Linked DNA regions of Homo sapiens: all the other regions are linked to region 3. The links are chromatin contacts, found by Hi-C or POLR2A ChIA-PET in ENCODE. All regions are on one chromosome and are shown on one strand. Each heading gives the region's core, a stretch centred on a gene start or an enhancer-like site at or near the end of the contact. The rest is flanking DNA. Distances are from core to core; before and after follow the strand shown. Region 1 overlaps STIM2 (stromal interaction molecule 2). Region 2 overlaps STIM2 (stromal interaction molecule 2). Region 3 holds the start of LINC02357 (long intergenic non-protein coding RNA 2357). Region 4 overlaps TBC1D19 (TBC1 domain family member 19). Region 5 has its middle 34 kb from the start of STIM2-AS1.

Region 1 (2,700 bases), core at 1-2,500, 820 kb after region 3:
TCATTTAGTCCTCACAAGCTTATGGGGTAGATCCGTATCTTATAGGTAATGTAACGGAGACCCAGAGAGGTTAAACACGAGTTCACAGAACTGGCAAGTGGGTGAGACAGAATTCTCACAACAAGATTCACATCCTTAACCAGTACTCTTGCCTCTTGAGTAATTGAACCTTGACTCCTTTGAATTATAAAACTTGCTTTATTTCAAACATTTTGGAGTCAAATTATTTCTAAAACGTGTGACTTATTTCTCTACTTTCTTAATCAGAATGTATTGGGTACAGTTAATGGGTACAATATTAGGGTTAGTACACATGCAAAAACACAGATACTCTTAAGGATTGTTGATTTGTGTTCCACTGTTCATGTTCAACCTTATTTTTCATGGTTTTGAATTGCTGTAATATCTAGTTTTCCAAAAGCTTTTTACTTAAATACAGTATAACAGTACAGGAAAGGGCTCAAATCATCAGTATACAGCTCATTTCAACCATTTTTAACAAAGTGAATACTCACATGTTATTAGCACCCAGATCGAGAAACATAATGTTGCCTTTACCCAGAAGTCCTTCATGTCCTCTTGAAATCAGTATGTGCCTTTGCCTAAGGTTAACCACTGTCCTTACTTTAATACCATAGATTTGCTTCCCTATTTTTGAATGTGAATAAATGGAGTCATCAGCATATGATTGTATCAGCTTATTTACTGGACAGCTGTCATTTTATTTTTTGGTATCTGCTAAGACTGGAAAATAGGGGTATCAAGGCTTGAATTGTAAATCTTGATGGTATGAAGGATCCTCCTTTAACTAAAGCATGTAGGATTTTAATGTGTGATATTTGTGACATAGTTTTCATTTCTGACTATTTTTTCAGGTTTATGTTTTGCCTGGGTGAATTCAGAATGTAACTTTCAGATATACAAATTGTTTACCTTGGTTACCAGGCTATGTAGTTTATAAGAGCAGTAAAACTGAAAATATAGCATTCAGTGCTAGTTGTATTATGAGAATGAAGCCAAATTTAGCACCTCAGGTTATATATATATATATATATATATATATATATATATATATATATATATATATATGTATATGTCTATTCATGTAAATATGCAGTGTTGATTTATCCTAATTACTGAGACATTCCATTATGGCTTATTGAAAATTACATATAAACCTTATTTTAAATCTGATTTTTAGATACTTGAGTTTTAAGAAGCTGATCACCATGCGCCAGTTCCTCTTATTTGACAAACAAGGAAGTTGTGGCTATGTGAGCTCATAATTTGAGGTTCAGTGGAACAGAGGAGAACTGTGACGGGCAGAACATTTACTTTCATATTCTCTGTAAAACCAAATCAGTGAGAAGGATGCAAGGAGAACTAGGACAGTATATGAACTTTTTCCTTCTTAAAGCTTTTTCTGTGTAGGAGCATATTCATATAACTGAGAAGATTGTTTGAAATTTTAGCTTAAGGCTAATATATTATTTCAATATATACTCATTGAACACTTACAGATATTGTTGTAGGTATTGGAGCAATGAAGAAAACGATGAGCTTAATTTCACTGAGGATAAGACAGTTAACAAGTAGACAAATATTTATCAGGAGATGATAAATGCAATGAAGGAAAATAAAATAGGTGAGAAGGTAGAGAATGTTAGGGAAAGTATATGTGTGTTTGCTGTTATTTAAGGTGGTCAGGGAAATCTTCATAGTTGACATTTGACAAGAGAGAAGGGAGAGACAGAGGGATGAGACCCTTCAGGTGGAGAGAATGGCATGTGCATGGGCCCTGATGGATACCATTGTTGGATTTTTGGAGAAACTTCCAGGAGACCACAGGGCTGGTGTAGAGTAAGCAATGGAGAGAGTAATAGATAGATCAGAGAGGTTGTCTGGGCTAGAATGTACAGTCTTGTAGACATCATCTACAAGATGTGAGGACATTGTCATTGTATGTCATGTACTCTGAGATGGGGAGCTACTGCAGGGTTTTTGAGAAGTGTGACATGATTTGATTTATGTTTGGAAATGATCACTTCAGCTCTTTCACTGAAATGACACTCTAGAAGGTCTAGTCTTAGAGCAGGGAGACCAATTAGTAGGCTTTTGTCCGGGGAGAGAAAGTGCTAGAGCTCCCTTGTTAGCTATGGAGGTGGTAATAGGTGGTATAGGTGGAGCTATATGTGGATGCTAAATACAGTGAAAGCCCTTCTGTTCTGTTGTCCTGAAAATCAAGTTCATTGTTATATGAACTTTATTGTGAAGTAAAGACATAAAAGCTTATGCCTTTATAGGATATAATTTAAAGAGCTAGGAAATTGGAACAACCCGTAGTGTTCAACTGCTGAATGTTACAAGATACAATAAGCACCAAACCAAATAATTAAACTTTTTTTTTTTTTTTTTTTTTTTTGCCTCTTGCCTTGTCCGTGATCCCTTTAAAACTTAGAATTTATTTGAGCTTTTTTTCTTTACTGTTTTGTTTGATGTTGCTTTCATTTTCTACTTGGGTTAAGATGTATCTTGCTAATAATCTAAGATCACACCGTGCTGTTACAGAATTACAGACTTTGATTGAACTCAAGGAAGTGGACAAAGCCTAAAGCTCAAACTGTCTGCTAATTACAGGAACTTCTCCGGTGTATCCCTTATAGACTGTCATTCATTAGCTCCTCAGATACTTTGGGTGGT
Region 2 (2,700 bases), core at 78-2,577, 920 kb after region 3:
ATATGTATAACATCAATTTAAAAAAGAGAATCTGAGCTGTAGTTAAATAATGTGGCTATGATATTATCCTGAATCAGTGGCACAGCTGGGAGTAAAATCAGGTCTGTTTCCATTCCAGAGTTCTTTTCATTAGTCTTAGAATAAATTGCCAAAAATCCCTTTGAGACACTGACCTGTAGCACTGGCCACAACTTCAAGCAGAAACAATATAAGTTAACATTTTAGAAGCTGGCATTTCTGTAGCTCTGCAGATTGGGAAAGATACCTTTAAAAGGAATGGTGTATCTCTCTCTGCTTGCCCTCTGATGGAAGTGTTGTTTAGCAACAGCATCTATAAAAGATCAGTGAGAGGCAGGTAATAAGGAACCAGATAATTCTTAAATGAGTAATTCTTTTACCATCAAGAATTTCTTATGTAATGAAAAATCGCTTGTACCCCAAAAGCTATTGAAATTTAGAAAATGTTAAAAAAGAATTTCTTATACATACAAATCCTTGTCTCACCATTAAAATGTAAAATTAGATTTTCATAAGACTTATTAATTAAACATGTTCTACGTCATTCAACAGCATCCAACAAATAATTTGTTGAGTGCCTTTATACCAAGTGCTAGGGTTAGAGTGATGAGCAGAAGACTTATACTTTACTGAAATAAACAGTTGTTGAAGTAACAATCATACAGATAAGTAGTTATAGTTATTTAAATGCTATGCATAAAAGCTACTAAGGGATTAATAATCAGGGGCTGGGTGTGGTGTCTCATACCTGTAATCTCAGCACTTTGAGAGGCAGAGGAGTTCAAGAGATCAGCCTATGCAACATAGCAAGACCCTATCTCTACAAAAAAAGGAAAAAAAAGGTTATATAGTAATGTTCAGAAAGGTTCACTTGAAGAATTAAAGTTTTAGCTGAGATATGAAGGTTTAATGAAACAAAAAGGTGGAGGGATAGCAAAAAGGAGCTTATACTCAGCAAACAGCACGTACAGAGGCCCTGAAGAAGGACATAGTATGATCTGTCCTAAGAAATGAAAGACAACTAGAGTATTTGGAACAGAGAATGCTAATAAAAAATGCAAGTCCTGGTCATGAGAAGAGAAGTGAAGGTGTTTACTAAGTATCACCAAGGAAACCACAGCAAAAGGAGAAGTGAATCTCCCCCCAAAATAAATGGTTCTGTTAGATCTGTTGTTTTAAAGATTCGTTGTCAAGACCACTACAATTTTCAATTTGCTAAGCAGAGTATTACTAAGATTTGGGCAGTTTTAATATGTTCTTTTTCATTTGATTTTTCTTCCTTTCTGTACTGACTTACTGGAAATTGTGGGATGACTTTGATGTGCTGAAGTGTTTAGATCAGGAATTTTCACTGTTGAACAGTCATAGAGAGAATCTTATCTTGTTTTCTTGGCTGGGGATTTTGTGTGGGCGTGTGAGGTACAGCTGCACCATGAGTTTTTTGGCAGTGAGGACAGGGCAATTCTCAATGCAGTTCATCTTGAATAGGAAGAAACTTAAGAGTAAAAAGTCTACTTTGAATGCACTAAATTCAGTGGAAAACACCCAGGGCCTGAACCTTCAGCTGACATCCTGTTACTTGGTTAAATGGATACAGCAGCCTCAGGCCCATGTCCAGGTTTTATGGTAGGAACACATGAAGGGGAGAACAGTCAAGGCTTTGTTTCAATATAAAACTATCAGTTACCACATCTAGTTTTAAATGTTTTTGGTTTTTGTTTGTGGTTTATTTAAGCTTTTTCTCTAAAGAACACTTAATAAAAAAGGCAGATTGATGGAAACCTAGCTTTGCTTGCAAGTATGAATTCATATTTTTATGTAGCTTATCAGAAAGATTTTTTTCAGATTTATTTATATACAGATGGATTCCCAGATCTGCTTTTATTGCTCACGTTTTCTTCACTCTCCCTTGATCTCTTCTGTAGTCTATAAGCATTAACCCTCAAATTAAATGCAGACAGTATAGAACTATTCATTTGTAAGCACACTTACATCCTTCCCTTTGCATAAACTCATCATTACTCTTCATAAGCAGAAACCTCTGAACTGCGTCCAGCGCTTAACTGCTTGTTTATATCTTTACTGTTATTTAGTATTACTACTTTCAGAGTAGTATAAAGTTTTGTTCTGTGAACAGTTTGCCTGAGTTCAAATCCAGTCCTGCTGCTTACTTTGTTGGTTCCATTAGCTTTTTAGTTTTTAACTTCCAAAATAAAGATAATTATGTTAGAACCTCGTAAGTTTTTTTTAAGACTTAAGAAAATGCATACAAAGGACTTAATTTAAAATAAATATCCAGGAGAAGAGATGCTAGTTATTTTATTCTTGATTTAGGTCCAGTCTTCTAGAATCTATTAATAGCTGTCTTTTCTGGTTGATGTCATTTAGTCTAAAGATCATCTGTATGTTGGTGACTTCCCACCAATACCTCTGTTCCTAACCTCACTTTTTCCTAAGCTCCAGACTTGCAGATCTGACTGCTGCTCTATTATCTACACTTAAATGTCAAATGCATACTTCAAACATAACGTGTCTTAAAACAACTTTTGATCTCTGTCACCGGCCCCTGCTCGTTTCCCCAATCTTTTCCTCCCCATTCTTTTCTATCTCAGTTAATGGTAGCACCCTCTGTACTTTTGGCTTTTGTTTAGCTACCAGCCCCTGTCCATTTCATCAGCGCAT
Region 3 (2,700 bases), core at 173-2,672:
GCCCACATACCTGGGCTCCATGTGGCTTGTACTCTCTGCCTCTCCAAGAAGCTGTTTCTCTTCACCACCCGTAGGGGGCAGAAATACCTTGATTAGGGCCCCCTCTAACAGTGTTTCCATCTGAATAAATGGGAATGCTGCCCGCTCAACCCTACAAGAATTTAATTAGTTTGGTTGTTGGCAGGTCCCCCAAAGATGAAAAGAGCAAGAGATTCCACTGTCTCATCCAAGCCAGTGTCCTCTCCGGCCCAGACCCAGTCAAGAGCCCCCTAACTAGTCCTGCTAAGTAAGCCCACTCTGACCCCGCCAGCACATTCTATGATAGAGAGATCCATTTAAAAATGCAATCTCATTCCATCACTTCCCTTGTCAAGCATTCTCAATCGCTTTCTCAATCAATGCTAGGACTCAGATTTTAGCCCCCAGGGCCCACGTCTGGCTTCTGCTGGCTCGTCCAGCCTCATCCAGGCCCTTTCTGCCTTTCTGTGCCCAGTCACACCAGGGCTTAGGCAGTCCTTTGAGTGTGGGGAGCTCCTGCCCACCTCTGCCTAGCTGGCATCTTTGCTGGGAGACCATATCTTCCTTCCCCACCTCCCACCTGTACTCAACTTTGCTCCTATGTTCTCAAGGTTTCTTATTTTTCTCCCCTGTGGGCTTACCCCTGCCTCCCCCAGTGGGATATCAGCTCCATGAGGGCAAGAACTGTGTTTTATTTACCTCTTCATTCCCAGTACTGACCACGGTGCCTGAGCGGCATGTAATAGAGAGTTGACAAACTTTTTAAAAATGACAATCTTTTTTTTTTTTTTTTTTTTTGAGACAGAGTTTCGCTCTTGTTGCCCAGGCTAGAGTGCAATGGCATGATCTCGGCTCACCACAACTTCCGCCTCCTGGGTTCAAGCAATTCTCCTGCCTCAGCCTTCCGAGTAGCTGGGATTACAGGCATGCACTACCACGCCCGGCTAATTTTGTATTTTAGTAGAGACTGGGATTCCTCCATGTTGGTCAGGCTGGTCTCGAACTCCCGACCTCAGGTGATCCGCCCGCCTTAGCCAAAATGCTGGGATTACAAGTGTGAGCCACCACACCCAGCCTCAAAAATGGCAATCTTTTATTATATTGGAATTGCACATGAAGAGCTCTGTTTTTGCCAAGGGAGATGGAGTGGAAGTTGGTTTATCCATTTGATTGCTGTAGACTCAATTATTCAAAGGGCAAATGCAGATCTGCCTATTCCTTCAGAATATTATGCTGTCAGGAGTTATTTCCCTTAATCTTAATGTTCCCTTTATGTCCTTCAAACTCCTTCTCAATTAGAAGATGCTGTTTATTACTTCCTTATCCATGAAGCCTCAGGCTTCTTTGGTGGTTATTATGTCACAGAGAGGAATCTTGTCAAAATCAAATGGAATGGAGGCAATCGGGGGAAAACGATTTTATTTTTCATCTGATTACCATCATTTTCTCTCTCTCTCTCGGGTCTAAGAGTGGGATGGATGTAGGAAGAGGAAGGAGTTGTCCTAATATGGGTTACTGAAATGTTATTGGCCCATGTTAAATACAGAAATGGAGGGTTTAGAAATGTTTAAGGTGATTTTACTTTGCCACAGTGTCCAAGCACCTGATCAATGATCCTGTCTTGATGAAGAGGGCAGTGGTGAGCATTTGGGGTGCTGTTGAATTTGTGTGGTGGCTCACACACACTAGGACCACATATCCTCCCTCAAAATTTTGGAAATTTTAAAAAACTCATCCTTAACTGCAGAGAGTTTATAAAATATGTTGTCAAAGATAACATAGCCCTAGTCACATGGTAAGGAAAAGCCAACATTCAAGAAATGCTTGGAAACTGAGAAATGTTAAAGGCAGGAGTACAAAGGAGGTGAAGAGAATGGTCACTGTAGGTTGAGGTGAAACAGGAAGTCGATCCTTGGAGATGAATCCTCAGAGGGTCTTGAAAAAAAAAGTTGGCAAATATTAAGGGGTAGAAGGATGTTTCAAGAGAGAGGAAGCCGTGAGCGAAGGCATGGAGGCCTATGCAGAAGATGTGAAGGCCATGCACATTATTTGCTGATTGAAATAGAAAGGTCAAGAGTCTGGGTTCTACCATTTGGCAACCGTCCTAATGATAATTGATTCAAGTAAGAACACTAATGGATGCTAAGGAGTGGGCAAGTTTGAGAAATAACAGACTATTTAGATAGTCTCAAAGTATCCGCCCTCCAGATTCTTAATGACAAAGCAAAACTAATAACCCTCCAATGATAAAACCTAGCAGATACCACCTTAACTAACTGATCAGTTAGTGTTACAAGAGATGAGAAAAATCCACAGCATTTGCCTCCTGATGTGATGCACTGGGGAAAACACAACAACACAACATCATATTTGTGTTATTCCTGCAAAAAAAAAATAGCATAACCTAAATCTACTCATGAGGAAACATCACGCAAATGTCACTTGAAAAACATTCTACAAAATAGCTGGTCCGTATTCTTCAAAAATGTCAATATCATGAAAGACAAAGATTGAGGAAGTGTTGCAGATTAAAGGAGACTGCAGACACGTGACAACTGAATGCAATGCATGATGTGGGATTATCTTTTGCTTTAAAGCAAAATGCTGTTCTTTAAAGGACAGTATTGGGACAATTGGTGAAATCTGAATAAGGCCTGTTTACTAGATAAAGGTATTGTATCA
Region 4 (2,700 bases), core at 168-2,667, 670 kb after region 3:
TTTAAATATTTTGGTAATAATTTAAACAGAAAAAGTCTCTTGTCAACTACATTTAAATGATTTTTTTCTTTTACATATTAAAAAAATTAGAATGTCTGTATTATTATTCTTAGCAAAGATGCCTACCTTCTTTTCTCATTTCTTATCTATGAAATGAAGTAAATAATATATTATCTCTAGTGCTGTAGAAAAGTCTACAAAGCACTCAGTGTAGTTAGTGCTTGGCTCCTCGCAGGTGTTCAGTAAATAAATGGCCGTTGTTGTTATAATTATAATCATCATTCTTCTTTGTTAGTGAAAATCAAGTATTGATTTGTCACTTGTTTGCCAATTTCATATTTGGCTAATTATCAGTTATAATAGTACATATTTTCTTTGTATTCAATAAAATGATCCTTTGGCCTACAATATAAGAATCAAGGAAAAGCATATATTTAGGAGTTGAACATTTTAATCTGTTCTCTTTTGGCTGTTCCTTTATCATATCTTTTTTTTCCCTTCCCATAAACCTGACTAAGAGCAGTATTTATTTTATTTCAGTTATGCTTTTTTTCCCCCTTTGGACCTGCTGTGGGTAACATGACTGCTACTCCAGGTGAAACATTCAATTGGAATATATGTCAGGGCTACTAAATTTCCCCAAAGAGGCAACTGTATTATTGCTATGAAATTAAATAGCTGTTCTTTATCCCCCCATTCTAAGCCTATATATTCCTATTTCACCTTCCTCCATCTCCAGTTTTGCTTTCATACATCGCTAGTGAAAGTTGGCAAATCACAGAATTCCAGGATGTTACAGATAAACAAATGAAGCAACACCAGTTATCCTGGGTTTCTTATCTCTAAGAGAACTTGATTTTGTTCTTATCTTACTTTAATATTTAATCTGGAATAATCAGAAATATGACCAATAATTAAGATTAATAATTCTTTTCTGGCCGGGCGTGGTGGCTCACGCCTGTAATCCCAGCACTTTGGGAGGCCGAGGCGGGTGGATCATGAGGTCAGGAGATCGAGACCATCCTGGCTAACAAGGTGAAACCCCGTCTCTACTAAAAATACAAAAAATTAGCCTGGCGCGGTGGCGGGCGCCTGTAGTCCCAGCTACTCGGGAGGCTGAGGCAGGAGAATGGCGTGAACCCGGGAAGCGGAGCTTGCAGTGAGCCGAGATTGCGCCACTACAGTCCGCAGTCCGGCCTGGGCGACAGAGCGAGACTCTGTCTCAAAAAAAAAAAAAAAAAAAAAAAAGATTAATAATTCTTTTCTGATATTCAGTTCTAAGTATCATATTTCTATGCTCATATTCTATGCCATTTTATGCTTCAGAGTTTAAAAAAACTGGCTGCATAGCACACACCCATGGTGTTCTCCCTGTGCAGAGCACTGAAGCCTGGCACTGGGCAACTCTGGGTATTTCTTGTCTATCTCTATGCTGGTGGCCCTGGGTATTCTTTTTCAGCGAATTGATTGAGCCAGGCCTGCCTCTGTCCTTTTTTTTTTTTTTATTCAGAGGAGTAAAAACTTACGGGCAGTCACCACCTTTTTTGGCTTGCAGCTAGACTGAACTATTTGGAACCATGACAGTCTTTTTTTCTTTAGAAACACAAAAAGAGGATTAAAACTTCCTTACAAAGATAAACTCTGAGGAATGCTAAGCTGCAGGAAAGACTTTATTCAGAGTTGTCAAATAATAAATGTACTTGAAAAACTATCTGCTTAAATTGGTTTTGTACTTTACAAATAATGCCCTTTTAAAAACAGTAGATTTTAGTTTTAAAAAATATGTGTATACTAAGTAATCAAACATTCTTGTTCAATAACTTCTGAAGCAAATTTAAAGCAGCTAGCTGCTAGTCTTTTCCTGGGGGTAGATTTCAAAGAAAGAGTGAGAAAAGCAGGCAGTATTTTCCCTAGTGAGTGAGGCTGGAGGGGAAGGGACATATGGAGGGAGAGTGAAGGTGGCTATATAGCACTAGGGAAATAACTGGAAACTGGAATGCATTCAGATAAAAACTAATTTTGCTGGGGCTAAGTAATCATAGTGGCTTGCAAAGTAGCAAGTTTTCTGTAAGGTGATATTTTCCTTGGACTCTCCAAATATTATATACTGGTTTATGTGGGGAGCATATTGTGTAAAAAGGGAGGCTCTTTAGCACATCTGTATGTGTGAGTATATATAAAGAGGATAAAGTTTATCTCTAAACACAATGTTAGAGATTCTTTAATACATTTCATGTTTTTGACTCTTAAACAGTATAAAGAAAATTTATGTTGATAGTTTCTCATTTTCCATTTGAATAATTTGTTGGCATAGTTAATTTTTAAATATTAAAATATCTATTTCTCTTATGATTCATTATTGTATCCAGGGTATTGTGTCACTCTGTCTGCTGTTTGAAACTCTTCTTCAAACTTATCTTCCCCAACTCTTTTATCATCTACGAGAAATTGGGGCTCAACCGTGAGTACTTTTCTCTCCTAATTGAAGAATAGATAGTTTCACAGAAAGCTCTTTTTTCCTCATTGCAGAGCACTTGCAAATACGTAATTTTTCAGAGACATTAAGCTAACAGTTTTCCTAATAAAACTATAATTATCAATTAGTAAATTGTAATAACATTGTTCCAAAAATTCTTGAAAGAATTACCAAAATCCTAATAAAGTCTTATTTACTAGGATTTTTGTGTCTGGTACAAGAAT
Region 5 (2,700 bases), core at 183-2,682, 760 kb after region 3:
TGGGATTACAGGCATGAGCCACCACGCCTGGCTGATTTAGGATTTTTAAACTTTTCTTTCAGGAGTAACTAGGTATATAAGGGCATGCCTCATTAGTCAGTAATTTTTATTTTTTCAATGACATTTTCTTTAATTTTTCAACATTAAGAAAAAAATCCAGGCCATAGTGAATGTAGTTTGGTTGGAAACACTCATTGTTCACTGTTTTGAAGATTTGCTGCCAATTTTCTCTATCAGTGACCTGCCACAAATTAGTTAAGTAGCATGATCTGAGAGGTGCTATTGTGTGGTTATACTAGTTAAGTAAAAGGGGTTTGGAGCCAGACTTTTGGGTGCAACTCCCAGCCCTACCACTTAGTTGTGTGACATCAGAAAAATTACTTAAAAATCTCTGTGCCTCATTTTTCTCAACTGTAAAACAGGGTTAATAGTATCTCCTTCATAGAATTGTTATAATATCAGTAGGATGAATAAGGCCATTGAAACAGGGCCTGGTCCAAGTTAAGCCTGCAATAAACATTAACTATTAGTAATGGCATATGAAAATAGCTAAGCTGGCCGGGCATGGTGGCTCACGCCTGTAATCCCAGCAGTTTGGGAGGCTTAGGCGGGCGAATCATTTGAGGTCAGGAGTTCAAGACCAACCTGGGCAACATGGCGAAACCCCATCTCTACTAAAAATACAAAAATTAGCCAGGCTTGGTGGCATGCACCTGTAATCCCAGCTACACAGGAGGCTGAGACAGGAGAATTGCTTGAACCCAGGAGGCAGAAGTTGCAGTGAGCTGAGATCGTGCCATTGCACTCCAGCCTTGGTGACAGAAAGAGACCTTGTCTCAAAAATAAAAAGTGAAAAAAAAATTCAAAGATCATATTTTTGTAATAAAAGAACAATTTAATTCCCACTGCACATAGGACTTCGCATTCTGCCTGCCCATTGTTTAACTCTAGTATCAGGGAATTCCTGCCCAGCTGCTGGATACATATTCAGTGACAGCAATAATCATGAATAGAAGGATATTTCAAACAGTTTAAAGTTGATTTATATTTGTGCCCTTACTGTCTGCTCATAGTAGGTGAACATTATTTAGAGGGGGGAAAAATAAGTGTCATTATTACTAAGTTTTAAATTCTAAACAAAGAGATCATTCTTATTAAGATATTAGAGCTGTTACAAACATAAAATGCTTCTCATCTCTCTCCAATATACCTTTCAAAATTCTCTCTTTGAAAATCATTGTTATAGATGATGTCCGCGTGTATTTTGTTAGATTGAGTTTAGATCAATATTCCACAACCCTAACAATGAATAGAGTCCAGTAAAGTTTGGCCTAATGGCATTTCAAGGTCTATAACTGTTGGCGAGCAGGAAAGACTACTGTTTTAACTTCATGAGGGTTACTGCCCCGGTGGCGGGTGGATGTTTATAATGGTTCCGGGTGTGGGTGGTGACGTAGATTCAGAGCATGGAGGAAAGTGAAGTGCTATTAGCAATAAAAGATAAACCCTTCCAGAAATAATAACTGTTATGAAACCGGAAAGAACCTCCCAGCCGTGCAGTTCAACCCCCTACTGAGATATGAGGCGAGGCAAGTCTCTCCCCTAAACTGGTTACATAATATTTTTTTCCTCAGGAGGTTTCACTACCTCTTTTATAAACTGTTAATGTGTTTATTGAATCGTATCATGGAGAAAGGAAACTAATGATTAACTTTTAACCATGATAGCTTGGCCTTGCCATGATACTTCTGGTGAACTGATGGAGACTGCTCTTCCATAGCCTTTCCTGGCTCCTTAACACAAATTCAATCACAGTAAGTGGCAAATGCTTATAAAGATGGAAAACACTTTATTTTCATCTTCACTTAATTAAAACAGCCAACTTTAAAGGTATTACTGTTTCAGGAATCTCTCTTCTTCATCACCAAATCTATCCTTTGGGTCAAAATCATCAGGCATTGGCAGGCACAGTGACTCACGCCTGCAATCCAATCATTTTGGGAGGCCAAGGGAGGCAGATCACTTGAGGCCAGGAGTTCAAGACCAGCCTGGCCAACATGGAGAAACCTCGTCTCTACTAAAATACAAAAATTAGTCAGGCATGGTGGCAGACGCCTGCAGTTCCAACTACGCAGGAGGCTGAGGCATGAGAATTGCTTGAATCTCGGAGGCAGAGGTTGCAGTGAGCCAAGATTGCACTACTGCACTCCAGCCTGGGCGAGAGAGCAAGACTGTCTCAAAACAAAACAAAACAAAATCAGGCTGGCACTCACCTACTCAGCCCTAACTTCAAGCAAATGTTTTTGAGGATGGAACCAATTTATTAGAGCTTTCTTTTTTTGTTTTTTGTTTTGTTTTTTTTTTTTTGATAGGGTCTTGCGATGACACTCAGGCTAGAATGCAGTGCCTATTTACAGGTGCAATAATGCACACTGCAGCCTCGAACTCCTGGGCTCAAGCAATCCTTCTGCCTCAGCTTCCTGGGTAGGTGTGAATACAGGCATGTGTGCCGCTGTGCCCAGCTATTTTATTAGGCTTTGAGATTAACGTAGGCCACCTGACAAATCCATATCTGAAAATACTTAAAATAGCTTTGAAATGGTTCCTCTAAGATCTCGTTTGGCAGATGCTTTGACAGCTATGGGGTTAAAGGGTAGATGGAAACTGTCCAGAACCGCCAGTCAGAACTCCCCAGCTCTG

What was found. Hi-C counts contacts between places; a loop is a spot of excess contacts on that map. ChIA-PET counts read pairs that join two places held with the same protein, here RNA polymerase II (POLR2A). Pooled maps may share reads with other maps.
Region 1: a loop to region 3 is called in a map of naive thymus-derived CD4-positive, alpha-beta T cell, with 2.6 times the contacts of the local background. The contact joins the enhancer-like site here to the promoter of LINC02357 in region 3. A Hi-C loop is called at or near these places in 1 of 168 maps with a recorded cell type or tissue (naive thymus-derived CD4-positive, alpha-beta T cell), 5 of 37 single-sample maps with no recorded cell type and 12 of 50 pooled maps. POLR2A ChIA-PET finds 5 or more read pairs at or near these places in 2 of 52 experiments (activated CD8-positive, alpha-beta memory T cell and activated T-cell).
Region 2: a loop to region 3 is called in a map with no recorded cell type, with 2.8 times the contacts of the local background. The contact joins the enhancer-like site here to the promoter of LINC02357 in region 3. A Hi-C loop is called at or near these places in 7 of 37 single-sample maps with no recorded cell type and 11 of 50 pooled maps.
Region 4: a loop to region 3 is called in a pooled map, with 2.3 times the contacts of the local background. The contact joins the enhancer-like site here to the promoter of LINC02357 in region 3. A Hi-C loop is called at or near these places in 3 of 37 single-sample maps with no recorded cell type and 5 of 50 pooled maps. POLR2A ChIA-PET finds 5 or more read pairs at or near these places in 2 of 52 experiments (PC-3 and activated T-cell).
Region 5: a pooled map shows a loop between it and region 3 (2.5-fold over the local background). The contact joins the enhancer-like site here to the promoter of LINC02357 in region 3. A Hi-C loop is called at or near these places in 7 of 37 single-sample maps with no recorded cell type and 5 of 50 pooled maps.

Annotation. Positions count from the first base shown.
Region 1 is chr4:26,884,786-26,887,485 of GRCh38, forward strand. The region is part of intron 1 of STIM2 (stromal interaction molecule 2); the gene reads left to right. Among named protein-coding and RNA genes, the nearest start is that of STIM2, 25 kb to the left of the region's middle. Within about 2 kb of position 1,251, at least 9 of the 41 ENCODE cell types and tissues checked have a DNase peak (open chromatin) inside an H3K27ac peak, as active enhancers do.
Region 2 is chr4:26,991,689-26,994,388 of GRCh38, forward strand. The region is part of intron 3 of STIM2 (stromal interaction molecule 2); the gene reads left to right. Among named protein-coding and RNA genes, the nearest start is that of STIM2, 130 kb to the left of the region's middle. Within about 2 kb of position 1,328, at least 11 of the 41 ENCODE cell types and tissues checked have a DNase peak (open chromatin) inside an H3K27ac peak, as active enhancers do.
Region 3 is chr4:26,069,332-26,072,031 of GRCh38, forward strand. It overlaps LINC02357 (long intergenic non-protein coding RNA 2357), which reads left to right and starts at 1,423. Exons shown (of 3, transcript XR_925506.3): 1 at 1,423-2,689.
Region 4 is chr4:26,740,139-26,742,838 of GRCh38, forward strand. TBC1D19 (TBC1 domain family member 19) reads left to right here. Exons shown (of 21, transcript NM_018317.4): 18 at 2,370-2,461. Among named protein-coding and RNA genes, the nearest start is that of STIM2-AS1, 120 kb to the right of the region's middle. Within about 2 kb of position 1,418, at least 3 of the 41 ENCODE cell types and tissues checked have a DNase peak (open chromatin) inside an H3K27ac peak, as active enhancers do.
Region 5 is chr4:26,825,364-26,828,063 of GRCh38, forward strand. It overlaps a transcript of TBC1D19 not described here. Among named protein-coding and RNA genes, the nearest start is that of STIM2-AS1, 34 kb to the right of the region's middle. Within about 2 kb of position 1,433, at least 8 of the 41 ENCODE cell types and tissues checked have a DNase peak (open chromatin) inside an H3K27ac peak, as active enhancers do.